Regions from separate parts of the Homo sapiens genome. Here regions 2, 3 and 4 are each linked to region 1. A link is a contact called in ENCODE Hi-C data. All regions are on one chromosome and are shown on one strand. Each heading gives the region's core, a stretch centred on a gene start or an enhancer-like site at or near the end of the contact. The rest is flanking DNA. Distances are from core to core; before and after follow the strand shown.

Evidence for each region. A loop is a pair of places that touch in the nucleus more often than their neighbours do. Pooled maps may share reads with other maps.
Region 2: a loop to region 1 is called in a map of naive thymus-derived CD4-positive, alpha-beta T cell, with 26 times the contacts of the local background. The contact joins the promoter of PDZD8 here to the promoter of ATE1 in region 1. A Hi-C loop is called at or near these places in 2 of 168 maps with a recorded cell type or tissue (CD4-positive, alpha-beta memory T cell and naive thymus-derived CD4-positive, alpha-beta T cell), 1 of 37 single-sample maps with no recorded cell type and 9 of 50 pooled maps.
Region 3: a loop to region 1 is called in a pooled map, with 9 times the contacts of the local background. The contact joins the promoter of FAM204A here to the promoter of ATE1 in region 1. A Hi-C loop is called at or near these places in 9 of 50 pooled maps.
Region 4: a loop to region 1 is called in a map of CD8-positive, alpha-beta T cell, with 5 times the contacts of the local background. The contact joins the promoter of CACUL1 here to the promoter of ATE1 in region 1. A Hi-C loop is called at or near these places in 2 of 168 maps with a recorded cell type or tissue (CD8-positive, alpha-beta T cell and naive thymus-derived CD4-positive, alpha-beta T cell), 2 of 37 single-sample maps with no recorded cell type and 13 of 50 pooled maps.

What each region holds. Positions count from the first base shown.
Region 1 is chr10:121,926,781-121,929,581 of GRCh38, reverse strand. It overlaps ATE1 (arginyltransferase 1), which reads left to right and starts at 1,551. Exons shown (of 12, transcript NM_001001976.3): 1 at 1,551-1,738. The coding sequence starts at 1,633. It also overlaps the pseudogene ATE1OSP. RefSeq lists silencers at 970-1,269, 1,460-1,879 and enhancers at 785-1,651, 2,190-2,339.
Region 2 is chr10:117,374,075-117,376,875 of GRCh38, reverse strand. It overlaps PDZD8 (PDZ domain containing 8), which reads left to right and starts at 1,436. Exons shown (of 5, transcript NM_173791.5): 1 at 1,436-2,520. The coding sequence starts at 1,649. RefSeq lists an enhancer at 996-1,115 and silencers at 1,346-1,665, 1,766-1,945.
Region 3 is chr10:118,340,849-118,343,649 of GRCh38, reverse strand. It overlaps FAM204A (family with sequence similarity 204 member A), which reads left to right and starts at 1,326. Exons shown (of 9, transcript NM_022063.3): 1 at 1,326-1,380; 2 at 1,723-1,923. RefSeq lists enhancers at 1,166-1,385, 1,022-1,521.
Region 4 is chr10:118,753,508-118,756,308 of GRCh38, reverse strand. It overlaps CACUL1 (CDK2 associated cullin domain 1), which reads left to right and starts at 1,339. Exons shown (of 9, transcript NM_153810.5): 1 at 1,339-1,913. The coding sequence starts at 1,547. RefSeq lists enhancers at 978-1,272, 1,271-1,410.

The sequences.
Region 1 (2,801 bases), core at 302-2,801:
CGCCATTCTCCTGCCTCAGCCTCCCGAGTAGCTGGGACTACAGGCGCGTGCCACCACGTCCCGCTAATTTTTTGTATTTTTTAGTAGAGAAGGGGTTTCACCATGTTAGCCAGGATGGTCTCTTATCTCCTGACCTCGTGATCCACCCGCCTCGGCCTCCCAAAGTGCTGGGATTACAGGCGTGAGCCACCGCGCCCGCCCCTGGAACTCATTTTTTAAAAAATTTTTTTGAGATGGAGTCTTGCTCTGTCACACAGGCTGGAGTGCAGCGGCGTGATCTCGGCTCACTGCAAGCTCCGCCTCCCGGGTTCACACCATTCTCCTGCCTCAGCCTCCCGACTAGCTGGGACTACAGGCGCCCACCACCACGCCAGGCTGATTTTTTGTATTTTTAGTAGAGACGGGGTTTCACGTGTTAGCCAGGATGGTCTCAATCTCCTGACCTCATGATACGCCCGCCTCGGCCTCCCAAAGTGCTGGGATTACAGGCATGAGCCTCAATTTTATATTTTGCCCTAGACTCTTATTCCTTAAATCTTCCTTAAAATAGTGGTTGCAAAATGGAGGCCCATGGGCTGGATTCAGCCTGTAAAACTGTTTTGTTTGGACTGTAGAGTTAAAAAAAACAAACAAACCCTGTATTTCCAGCATCTCATTAAAAATCGTATGAGGCACCGGACTTATAGTGGTACAAGACAGCAACTGTCTCTAGCTGACAGTTGTTTCCTTTAAAAGCCGTTAAGAGTTCTTTAATTTGCGAACCCTCGCCATTCACGGAATACCTGCTTGTGTTCTTGTATTCAGGGCACTGGAGTGCGTGCCAGCTGGTCTGGAAGCAGCTCCAGCAAGTCACTTACACGGTGGCCAGGGGCGGCCTGACTTTCAATCCGAGACCCGCCGGGAATGACTTTGGGATAATCACAACCTCCGGTCCTCAGTTTCCTTACCTGTGAAATGGGGCTGATAACGCACAGCTGTGGGAAGCACCGGCCCAAACGCAGGGCTTGGGGACACGACCACCATCCCCGCCCACGGGTCCCCGCGCCAGGCTTCGCTCTCCACCCCTCCCGCCGCGGGCCCCAGCGCTTCGCCGAGGTCGGCCCCGGGCGCCAAGAGGCGTGGTCGGCCCGAGCGGACCCTCGCGGCGGCCATGGCGTCGGTGGTGGAATACAAGGGCCTCAGGGCCGGCTACCACTGCGGCTACTGCGATTCCAAGGAGGGCAAAGCGTCCTGCGGTGAGTGTTCCCGACGCCGGAGTTGGCGCGGCCGCCGCGCCCCGCACAGGCCCTCGGCGGGGGAAAGGGCAGGCTCGCACCCCGACTCCCGCTTCCCTTCCCCTCTTGACTCTCCCCATCCTGTTTCCCTTCCCGCTCTGTCTCTCCGCCTCACCCTCACTGACGACGGCGGCCCCTTATGGAGAAGGAACGGAAATAGTGGAAAGCTGCCCTCGGTCAAGATGGCGCGGGCGGCGTCAGCTCCAAGAGGCGCCGGGCCGGCCGGGCCTGCGGGCGCCCGAGTGGCTTCGCGCGAGCCTCGGGAGGCTCCCGGGCGGCGCGCTGCATTGTGGGGTGGCGGCGGCGGCCGCGCTAGCGACGCGGGGCCGGGCGGCTGAGCGTTCGCGGGGCCGAGGCCATGGCTTTCTGGGCGGGGGGTTCGCCCAGCGTCGTGGACTATTTCCCTAGCGAGGACTTCTACCGCTGCGGCTACTGCAAGAACGAGTCGGGCAGCCGCTCCAATGGTGAGCGAGCCGGGCCGGCGGGCGTGGGAAGCCGGGCGCCCGGGTCTCGGGATCCCAGGGTCCCCCAGCGAGGACGCGAGGGGGCCGGAGCCCCTGGCCCCAGTGCCACGGCCGAGACGGAGGGGGCACTCTCGGGAGGGCCGCGGCGCCGGCTTAGCGGGGCAGCTTCGCGGTGCCTGTTCTGCAGGAAAATCCTAACCGGTGCCCGTACTCTCGAAATCGTGGTGGTCTCCCCAGAGTCGGGAGACGGACGCCCGTCTGGGGTAGATTGTGTGAGGTGAAGGACGGCGCGCAGTGCCAGGGAACGCCCCAGAGCCGTAGTTAATGGCCGGGGCTGACCGGTGGGTGCTGCGGTGGGAGCGTCCCGGGAGCGAGGGCGAAACGCGGTGCAGAGGGAGCTGTGGGTGTGCACACAGGTGCCGGTCATGTATGAATCAGACTTCCCTGGACGAATGTACAGGAAGGATGAGCCCTTTGCATCTCTGGGTTAAAAAAAAAAAAAGTTAAAAAAAAAAAGGACAAGAAACTGGTGACCGCGGTCGCTACCGGCGAGGGATTCTGTTTGTCCTGATCTGTTTGAAATTTTTACCATTTGCTTATATGCCGTGTCTTTCCTCCACCCACCCGGACGACAGCAAAGCCAGCCCACAAGTTTGTTTTGTTTTTCCATCGTGATTCAGATTTCTTTGGGGGAGATTTGTTGCTGGTAAACAAAACATCGTGTTTATTTCCTCTCTTGCCATGCATTTGCCAATATAGAATGTAGACTCTATTATTTTAATAGAACAGTCTAGCTTTGTGGAAAACGAGATTCGCATGAAAACACACAGGCATTTTCCATGAAAAAGGTGTAAGTGGGGAATGATTTGGTCGATAACGGTGTGTGCATTTGCTCCTTCATTAAAAGTGTTTATTAAGTGCTACTTGTGGGCAGCGGTTTTGAGTAGACAGTTATGCAATCGTTAGAAGTGAGGATTATGAAGACTAAATGGAAAAATGCTTCCAGTTTGGACTTAAACGGAGAAAATCAACAGGATGCAAATGGCTTATGCGACATGATTAC
Region 2 (2,801 bases), core at 187-2,686, 4.6 Mb after region 1:
CCACGACCGGTTAATTTTTGTATTTTTAGTATAGACGGGTTTCACCATGTTGGCCAGGCTGGTCTCGATCTCTTGACCTCGTGATCTGCCCGCCTCGGCCTCCCAAAGTGCTGGGATTACAGGCGTGAGCCACCACGCCCGGCCGGCTTGAAGGTTTTCAAGGGCTAGAGAGGAGCCCTGCCCTGGCTCCTTAGGTACAGCCAGAATCGGCCTTTAAGGTATGGGATATCTGACTCCTGCAGGACTGGAACTCCACGTGCTTGGAGGGATAAGCATTTATGATGTAACCACTAAGTAGTCAGAGGGCAGGAGGAGTAACGCTGTTGCTGGGCAACCTGGCTTAGCTTCGTGGCTTTGGTTAAGGTGCTACTCTATGCAAAATTCCTTGCCGTCTTCCCTAATCCGCCTCCCCAATTCTCCCTTCCTGAACATTAGGGAACCCACTGGCCTGCTTACAACTGAAGCAGTTTCTGTGTTAGGGCAGAGAGTAGTGATCAAGACATTAGGGTTTAGTGTTAGATAAACCAGGCTCCACTCTGCGGCCCCACGCAACCTCCCCACGCTCTCTGCACCAGTGTTGGCATCTGTCAAGTGGGTGGGGGCTAACAGTGAATAACTGCCTCATAGATGGACTACCGGCTTAACCAGAGACTGACAGCGGGTCGCATATTAATCTTCCAATCACTTGGCAAACTCGTTTCACTATGCATCTCTCCTCCTGGCTGTTCTTTCAACTTCCTCCTCCCTGAAATTTCGAAGATCCACCTCGGTGGGAAAGTCATTCCGCGTGGCGCGCCCTTTCCCTGCGTCCCTCCTTCCCAGGGCCCACCCTCCGCGGACGCAGAGCGTCTGCCGGGGGGACGGCAGGTCCGCGATGGCTGCCTCTGAGGCAGTCGGTCCCCTCTCGCCGTGGGCTTGGGAAGCGTCCGAAAGGCCCGCTCGGATCGTCTGCGGTGCTGCCCGCAGGGAAAGCGCCGCTGCCAGCCGGGCTGTCACGGGTGCGAGTGGAAGAAGCACACCGCAGGATGAGCGACGCCGCTGCAGAGGTAACCGCGGGGACTGCGGCCAGAGACGGGGGATGGGCGCAGCCGAGGATAACGGGATGGCCGGCATCCGGAACGCGTCAGGCCCGCTCCGCCGGACCGCCTTATCCTCCAGCCCGCGTCCCCAGCCGTCCTCCCAGATCCCGACCGCAGCTCCAGAAGTGACGGCCACGTGGGTGGCGGCGCGCGCCGCGGGGATTGGAATGTTGGCGTGGGGGGACGAGGTTGGAAGGGCCGCAGAGAAGTAAAGGAGGACCCGCGTCCGCGTGCCCGGGCGCCGACTGCTGGGCGACGCCGCCGGGAGCGAGCACGCCTCTGACGTCACGCGCTGCTCGTCCAATGAGTGGAGGCCTGAGGGAGGCGCCGGTCCCGGCCCCGCTGCCGCCGCCGCCACACCGGCCCTTCGGGAGCGTCTGAGGAGGCGCGGGCCGCTGCGGGCTCGGGCGCCGCAGCGCGCCGGCCCGAGCCCCTGGACGAGGCCCACGGAGCCGCTCGCCCCGACCCAGCCGCCCGATGTCCTCAAAATGGAGGCAGCGGGGGCGGCGGCGTGAAGAAAGCGGCGCTGTGGGCGCGGGAGTAGGGGCCCGGGCGGAGGCGGTGGCGGGATGGGGCTGCTGCTCATGATCCTGGCGTCGGCCGTGCTGGGTTCCTTCCTCACGCTCCTCGCCCAGTTCTTCCTGCTGTACCGCAGACAGCCCGAGCCGCCGGCGGACGAGGCCGCCCGCGCGGGCGAGGGCTTCCGCTACATCAAGCCAGTGCCGGGCCTGCTCCTAAGGGAGTACCTTTATGGCGGCGGCCGGGATGAGGAGCCCTCCGGAGCGGCCCCTGAGGGCGGCGCGACCCCCACCGCGGCCCCCGAGACCCCCGCCCCGCCGACGCGGGAGACTTGCTACTTCCTCAACGCCACCATCCTATTCCTGTTCCGGGAGTTGCGGGACACCGCGCTGACCCGCCGCTGGGTCACCAAGAAGATCAAGGTGGAGTTCGAGGAGCTGCTGCAGACCAAGACGGCCGGGCGCCTGCTGGAGGGGCTGAGCCTGCGGGACGTGTTCCTGGGCGAGACGGTGCCCTTCATCAAGACCATCCGGCTCGTGCGGCCAGTCGTGCCCTCGGCCACCGGGGAGCCCGATGGCCCTGAAGGGGAGGCGCTGCCCGCCGCCTGCCCCGAGGAGCTGGCCTTCGAGGCGGAGGTGGAGTACAACGGGGGCTTCCACCTGGCCATCGACGTGGACCTGGTCTTCGGCAAGTCCGCCTACTTGTTTGTCAAGCTGTCCCGCGTGGTGGGAAGGCTGCGCTTGGTCTTTACGCGCGTGCCCTTCACCCACTGGTTCTTCTCCTTCGTGGAAGACCCGCTGATCGACTTCGAGGTGCGCTCCCAGTTTGAAGGGCGGCCCATGCCCCAGCTCACCTCCATCATCGTCAACCAGCTCAAGAAGATCATCAAGCGCAAGCACACCCTACCGAATTACAAGATCAGGTGAGCTGGAGGTCGGGGAGGGGGCCTGGCTGCCGGGAACCCGGGCCTGGGCGGGACGCTGCGTGGATTGGGAAGGGCAAAGGCTCATTTCTGTCCTGGCGCCTGCTTCTGGGGCCTTCCCACCCTGGACAGGGCCCCAGATCAAGGCGAGTCGTGAACACTTGCTTTGCTTCCGAACGGCATTGATAGGAGCTAGAAACCTTTTCGCGTGTTCATGGGGACTCAGGGTGCTGTCAACGCGGGCAGAATCGTCTCCTTTTATAAGCAGCATATTGGAAATG
Region 3 (2,801 bases), core at 77-2,576, 3.6 Mb after region 1:
AATAGGCTTAACCATCTGTTGATGTGAAATTGAGATATATTACTGAGTGCAATGCAAAATTTTATACACATTTAGCTTGCTTTGAAGAAAGACATTATTGGTAATGTTAACAGCAAAAAACAGCTGAGATTGAAAATTAGCGTGGGCTAGGTAACATGTTAAAGTCTTTATGTGTACAGTAGCCTCCCTTATCCGCAGGGAATACCTTCCAAGACTCCCCGGTAGATGCCTGAATCCTGGAATAATGGCGAACCCCACATATAGTTTTTCAATCTGATAACCAAGATGGCTACTAAGTGACTAAGAACCTGGTAGCCTAACAGCATGCATGGACAAAGCGATGATTCACACTGCAGATTTCATCAGGATATCCAGAATGGGCTTGCAATGAAACATTTGAATTGCTTATTTCTGGAATTTTTTACTTAATGTGTTTGGACCTTGGTTGACCCCAGGTAACTGAAATCAGGCTAAGAGAAGCCACAGATGAGGGAAGCCTACTGTATTTTCTTTTCTTTTCTTTTTTTGAAATAGGGTCTGGTTCTGTTGCCCAGGCTTTTCTTATATAATCATCACAAAATTAGCAAATAGGTACACTTAATGTTATTCTTATTATAAAACAGTATTTCGGAAAATGCAAATATTTCTAAAATAGCCCTATTCCCATCCCTATCCATAGGGTATTTTATCCTCTTCGCAGTGCTTTTCTCTCTCTTTTTTTTCCCCTTATTTTCTATGTTCCCCAAGCACCCCCTTCTGGGCATAACACAGTGCCTGCCACAAATAAGAAAAAAAGAAGTTCGGTAAACTTTTGGTCCAGTCAGTGAAGCACCTTGGACCCCATCACCAGACGGTAGGCGCCAAGAGAGCAAGAGTCAGCATGTTTTCTGCTAACCAGAGATTAGCACGATGCCTGGTACAAAGTAGGCGCCCAATAAATAGGTGAAGAAAGAAAAAAAATTAAAAAAAAGGAAGAGAGTGAGGGGAAAGGATGAATGAATGAAGACGTTTGCAGAGGGGCCTAGAAAGAAAGCACTCTGCAAGATTCTCCCTCCTGGTGGCATCAACTCTCAGTTCAAGGTCTATGTCAGCCCTTTCCTTGCCCAGACGCATTGGCCTACAGCAGGGAATGAAGAAAGAACAAAGTCTTTAAAAATGTTCAGAAGAAAGAGAAAACGGCAAGATAAAAGAGAGAAAAAAAAGAAAGAAAGGAACCACCTCCTTCGGGCGGACTAAAAAGGGAAGCCCCAGGAGGCCGGTTGCTAAGGCGACCCTAGGGCCAGAACGGCCCCAGCCCATTGGTTGAGACGCAGGAGCCAATGAGAAGGCGCGATGTTGACGGGGTCCTAAGATGGCTGCTGGGCGACCACTTCCTGACAGGTGAGTACGGCTTATGGAGGGTTGGTTACCCGCCGGTTCGGGCTCCGGCATGATGAGTCTGGGAGGGCCTCTTGTGGGCAGCCGAGGGAGGCGGCATGGGCGGCCTCATAGCTCCTCGGCCGAGCCTCCCGGAGCAGGCTAGAAAAGCCCCCGGCCCGGGGCCGCGGAAGCGACGGCGGGGCCGCCCTCAGCCTTCCTCGAAAGGGGCGTCGCAGCGGCCTCCCCAGCCTGTTATGTGGAGGGGGTTCTCCGTCCCACCCAGGTCAAAGTGAGAGGGGATTGAGGAGGCTGTCGATAGGGAAAACAGGCTCACGTTTACAGTTGCTGTATTCCGGAAAACAGCTCCAGTTAATGGGACTGCCAGCAGGCTAGACATCCTTCGCCGGAATGTGCAGCGCTTAGTTCTGTGCCCGGGAGGGGCTTCTCTCTCTTTTGGGATTGGAGTGTGGCATTGCCGCCAGAAAGCCTGCAGAATTCCGGGTTGTGCAGCCAAGCAGGAACGGTGTACCTTTCTAGACCCATCCTCTTGCAATCTTGGACCCTGTAAGTATTCTCACAGCGGAATCGACTTAAAATGAGCCTTGAACTGTTAACTTGGTTTATTGTCTTTCCATGCAGGATCTTGGGTCTGGGAAAATGTTTTCCAGGCCTCAAGTAAACGAACACTCTCTTTAATTAAAACAGTTGAATACATGCAAAATCTTGCTAAATAAGTAGTTTTTCTGGATTCGCTCTCAGGCCTGTAATTCAGTTGTCCTTTCTGTACCTTTTTTGAGAAAAGGAACACATTCATTTCATAAAAGTAAATAGGATATTTACGTTAATGTTGATGTTAACATGCTTGAAAATAGTAACTATTTTTAAGTCACAGACTCTGATTATGATGTAAATTACAATCTTCAGATTGTTAAATAATTGTGGCTTATAATTAGTATACAAGTGAAATTAATTTTAGATCAGACGAAGTTCAGGCTTCTGGAATTATTTCTAATCAAATACAAAATATAGGAAATAAGACAGCCTTATACGATGAAAATGGAATTTAAATTCTGGAATAGAGATGGAAAACATTTACCCATCGAGCTGCTCAAATATATCTTTTGGGTTTTGATTATAAGCAGCTGTCTGGTTGTCCAGAAAATATGACATTATTACTCAAACCTCTGACTGTGACTTTGACTTTGATGTATGCAACTTAGTATAGCATCTTGCATAGCTTTCTGTACTCAAAAAGTACAGAAAAAAATTCTTAACCAAATTTAACAAGTCTGTAATTATAGGCTAAGATCATTCTCAGCCCCAGTCGCAAATCCTTGTCCCCGCTTACAACTCTGCTCTGTAAAATTCATAATCTAAAGCCATGGGGCTATTTTTGTAAAACAAATGGATCAGAATGCATTAGGCAAGTCAGTTATCCCATC
Region 4 (2,801 bases), core at 90-2,589, 3.2 Mb after region 1:
AATTCTCTTTTTTTTTTTGGAGACAGTCTCACTCTGTCACCCAGGCTGGAGTGCAGTTGCGCGATCTCGGCTCACTGCAGCCTTGACCTCCAGGGCTCAAGTGATCCACCTAAGCCTCCAGAGTAGCTGGGACCACAGGCACACGCCACCATGCCAGGCTAATTTTGTTTTTAGAGGCGTGGTCTTGTTATGCTGGTCTGGCTGGTCTCGAATTCCTGGGCACAAGCGGGCCTCCCATCTCTGTCTCCTCAAGTGGTTGAATTACAGGCGTGAGCCACTGCGCCCAGCTCGCATTTTTTTTTTTTTTTTGAGATGGAGTCTCGCTCTGTTGCCCAGGCTGGAGTGCAGTGGCGCGATTTCGGCTCACTGCAACCTCTGCCTCCCGGGTTCAAGCAATTCTGCCTCAGCCTCCCGAGCAGCTAGCTGGGACAACAGGCACGTGCCACCACGCCCGGCTAACTTTTTTGTATTTTTAGTAGAAACGGGGTTTCCCGTGTTAGCCAGAATAGTGTCGATTTCCTGACCTCGTGATCCGCCCGCCTCAGCCTCCCAAAGTGCTGGGATTACAGGAGTAAGCCACCGCGCCCGGCCTGAGCCGGCATTTTTAAAAGTTGGGTTGCTGGCCTTAGTGCATACAAACGTAAAGGAATTTTAAAAACACATGAGTAACTCAAACGCATTTCTTTTTTGCGCCATCCTGCTATGTGTGATTCGGTTTTTATTCTCGATTTTGTGCGTGTGTGTCGCGACGGCTGGGGACCGACCCAAGAGCAGTCGGACCACGGGCCGCCCAGGGCGGTCTCATCCGTTTATAACCTGCGACCCCGGGGCCTCTTGTGGTCCCGTACCTCCGTCCCAAGCAAAAGCCGGGGCTCTCAGGCACTCAGAGGTGCGAAGGCCCCGTAGACTTGGAGGACGCGAGGAAAACACCTCCAATCACTCTGGCCAGTCCACAGCTACTGCCAAGACTGCTCCGCGCGCGTCCTCAGGAACCGGCGAGGGCCTCGTCGTCATGGTAACCAGATTGCGAACGCGCGTGCGCAAGACACACCTTTGTCACGTGAGGCCGGGCAGGGGGCGGGGCCGGCGAATGCCCGTCCCGACCCGTCGCGCCTCCCCTGTTAGCTCCCTGCCAGCCGAGGCGGGGCGAACCTCTGCCCTGTTGCGTGGGAGTGACTCACAGCTCCCGCCCCTTTTGGCTCCGCTTTCTCGCGGCCAGTCCCTCGCACCACGTGCCCTCCTGGCCGCGCCCCCAGCTGCCCTTTCCAACTGCCTGTTGGAAGCCGCTGTAAAACGTCGTGAGGAGCGCCGCTGCTTTACGGCTGCCTCTCCCAGACTAGAGCCCCGGAGCGCCCACCGCCGTCAGCCGCGTCTTCAAGCTAGTCGGCCCCGCGGAGAGCGAGAGACCCTGCGCACCGCAGCCCTCTCCGCTGCGCCCATTCCTGCCGCCGGCGATGTAACTCGGGGAGGCAGCGGTGCCCGCTGGCCCGGGGTTGAGACAGGCGGCAGGTGCCTGTGAGGCGGGCGGGTGCCGGGGGCCAGCAGGATGGAGGAAAGCATGGAAGAGGAGGAGGGGGGCAGCTACGAGGCGATGATGGACGACCAGAACCACAACAACTGGGAGGCTGCGGTGGACGGCTTCCGGCAGCCCCTGCCACCTCCGCCGCCCCCCTCGTCGATCCCGGCCCCTGCCCGAGAGCCTCCGGGGGGGCAGCTGCTGGCGGTGCCCGCGGTCTCCGTGGACAGGAAAGGCCCCAAGGAGGGGCTCCCGATGGGGCCGCAGCCACCGCCGGAGGCTAATGGGGTGATCATGATGTTGAAGAGCTGCGACGCGGCCGCCGCCGTGGCCAAGGCGGCCCCCGCCCCCACCGCCAGCTCCACCATCAACATCAACACCTCCACCTCCAAGTTCTGTGAGTCCAGCCTTTCCCTGCAGCCTTGGCTTTTCTCCACCTCACTCGGACGCCGAATCCACCCCCTCTTGGAGAAAGCTCCGCTTCCTTTGTTTCAGGCCTCGGTCTTTCCTCTTCTCCCCGTCCGCCTTCGCCTCCCTGCCTCCTTCCCCCTCACCGTCCCCTCCCCCTCATTTGGTGTCTGCGGCCAGCGCCTGAGCGGCCCTGGCTTCTTGTATTACCTGGCCTAGAGAGGCAGCCTGGTACACACGGAGCCCCAAGTTCGGTCAGTGCGATCCCTATCACAACTGGCAGTCTCTCAACATTGGGAAGCTCTTTTCGCACCCGTCTTCTCTTGAAGTTTCACCCTCAAAGTGAGGGGAAAATAAGGCTGCCTGAGTCTCGTTAGGGAAAGGCCTTCAGTCTTCTGCAGCCAGAGAGAGAAAAGAAATCTGGCAACTTGTGTTCTTGTGTTTTTGGCCAGGCTGTGTTAAACAAGTAAGGAATTTGAAAGTTGACCTATATCTACACCTTGTTCCTTCTCTACTGTGTTACACTTTTGCATCCTGCTAGGGAAATAATGAGTTGCTTTCCGATGCAGTGGCAGCTCCGACATCGTCTTGAAGCTAATAATGCATAAAATCACTTTTCAGAGCTTACACTCATAAGAATAAGCCTTTCAGGATGGGTTATGTCTTGTGTCCAAACCCAAGATTGGGTTGCATGTTGAACTTTATGTTAGTAGTCTGTCTTAACGCTCAATTGCACGCATTAAGATTTAAGACCAAAATCTGTTTTGTAATCCGAAACTGCCTCTGACCAGGATATATGTATGCTTCCATAGCTAGGAAAAGAATGTGCTTTTACTTTGGTTTGTGTGTATGTGTGCGTGGCGGTGGTGGTGGTGAT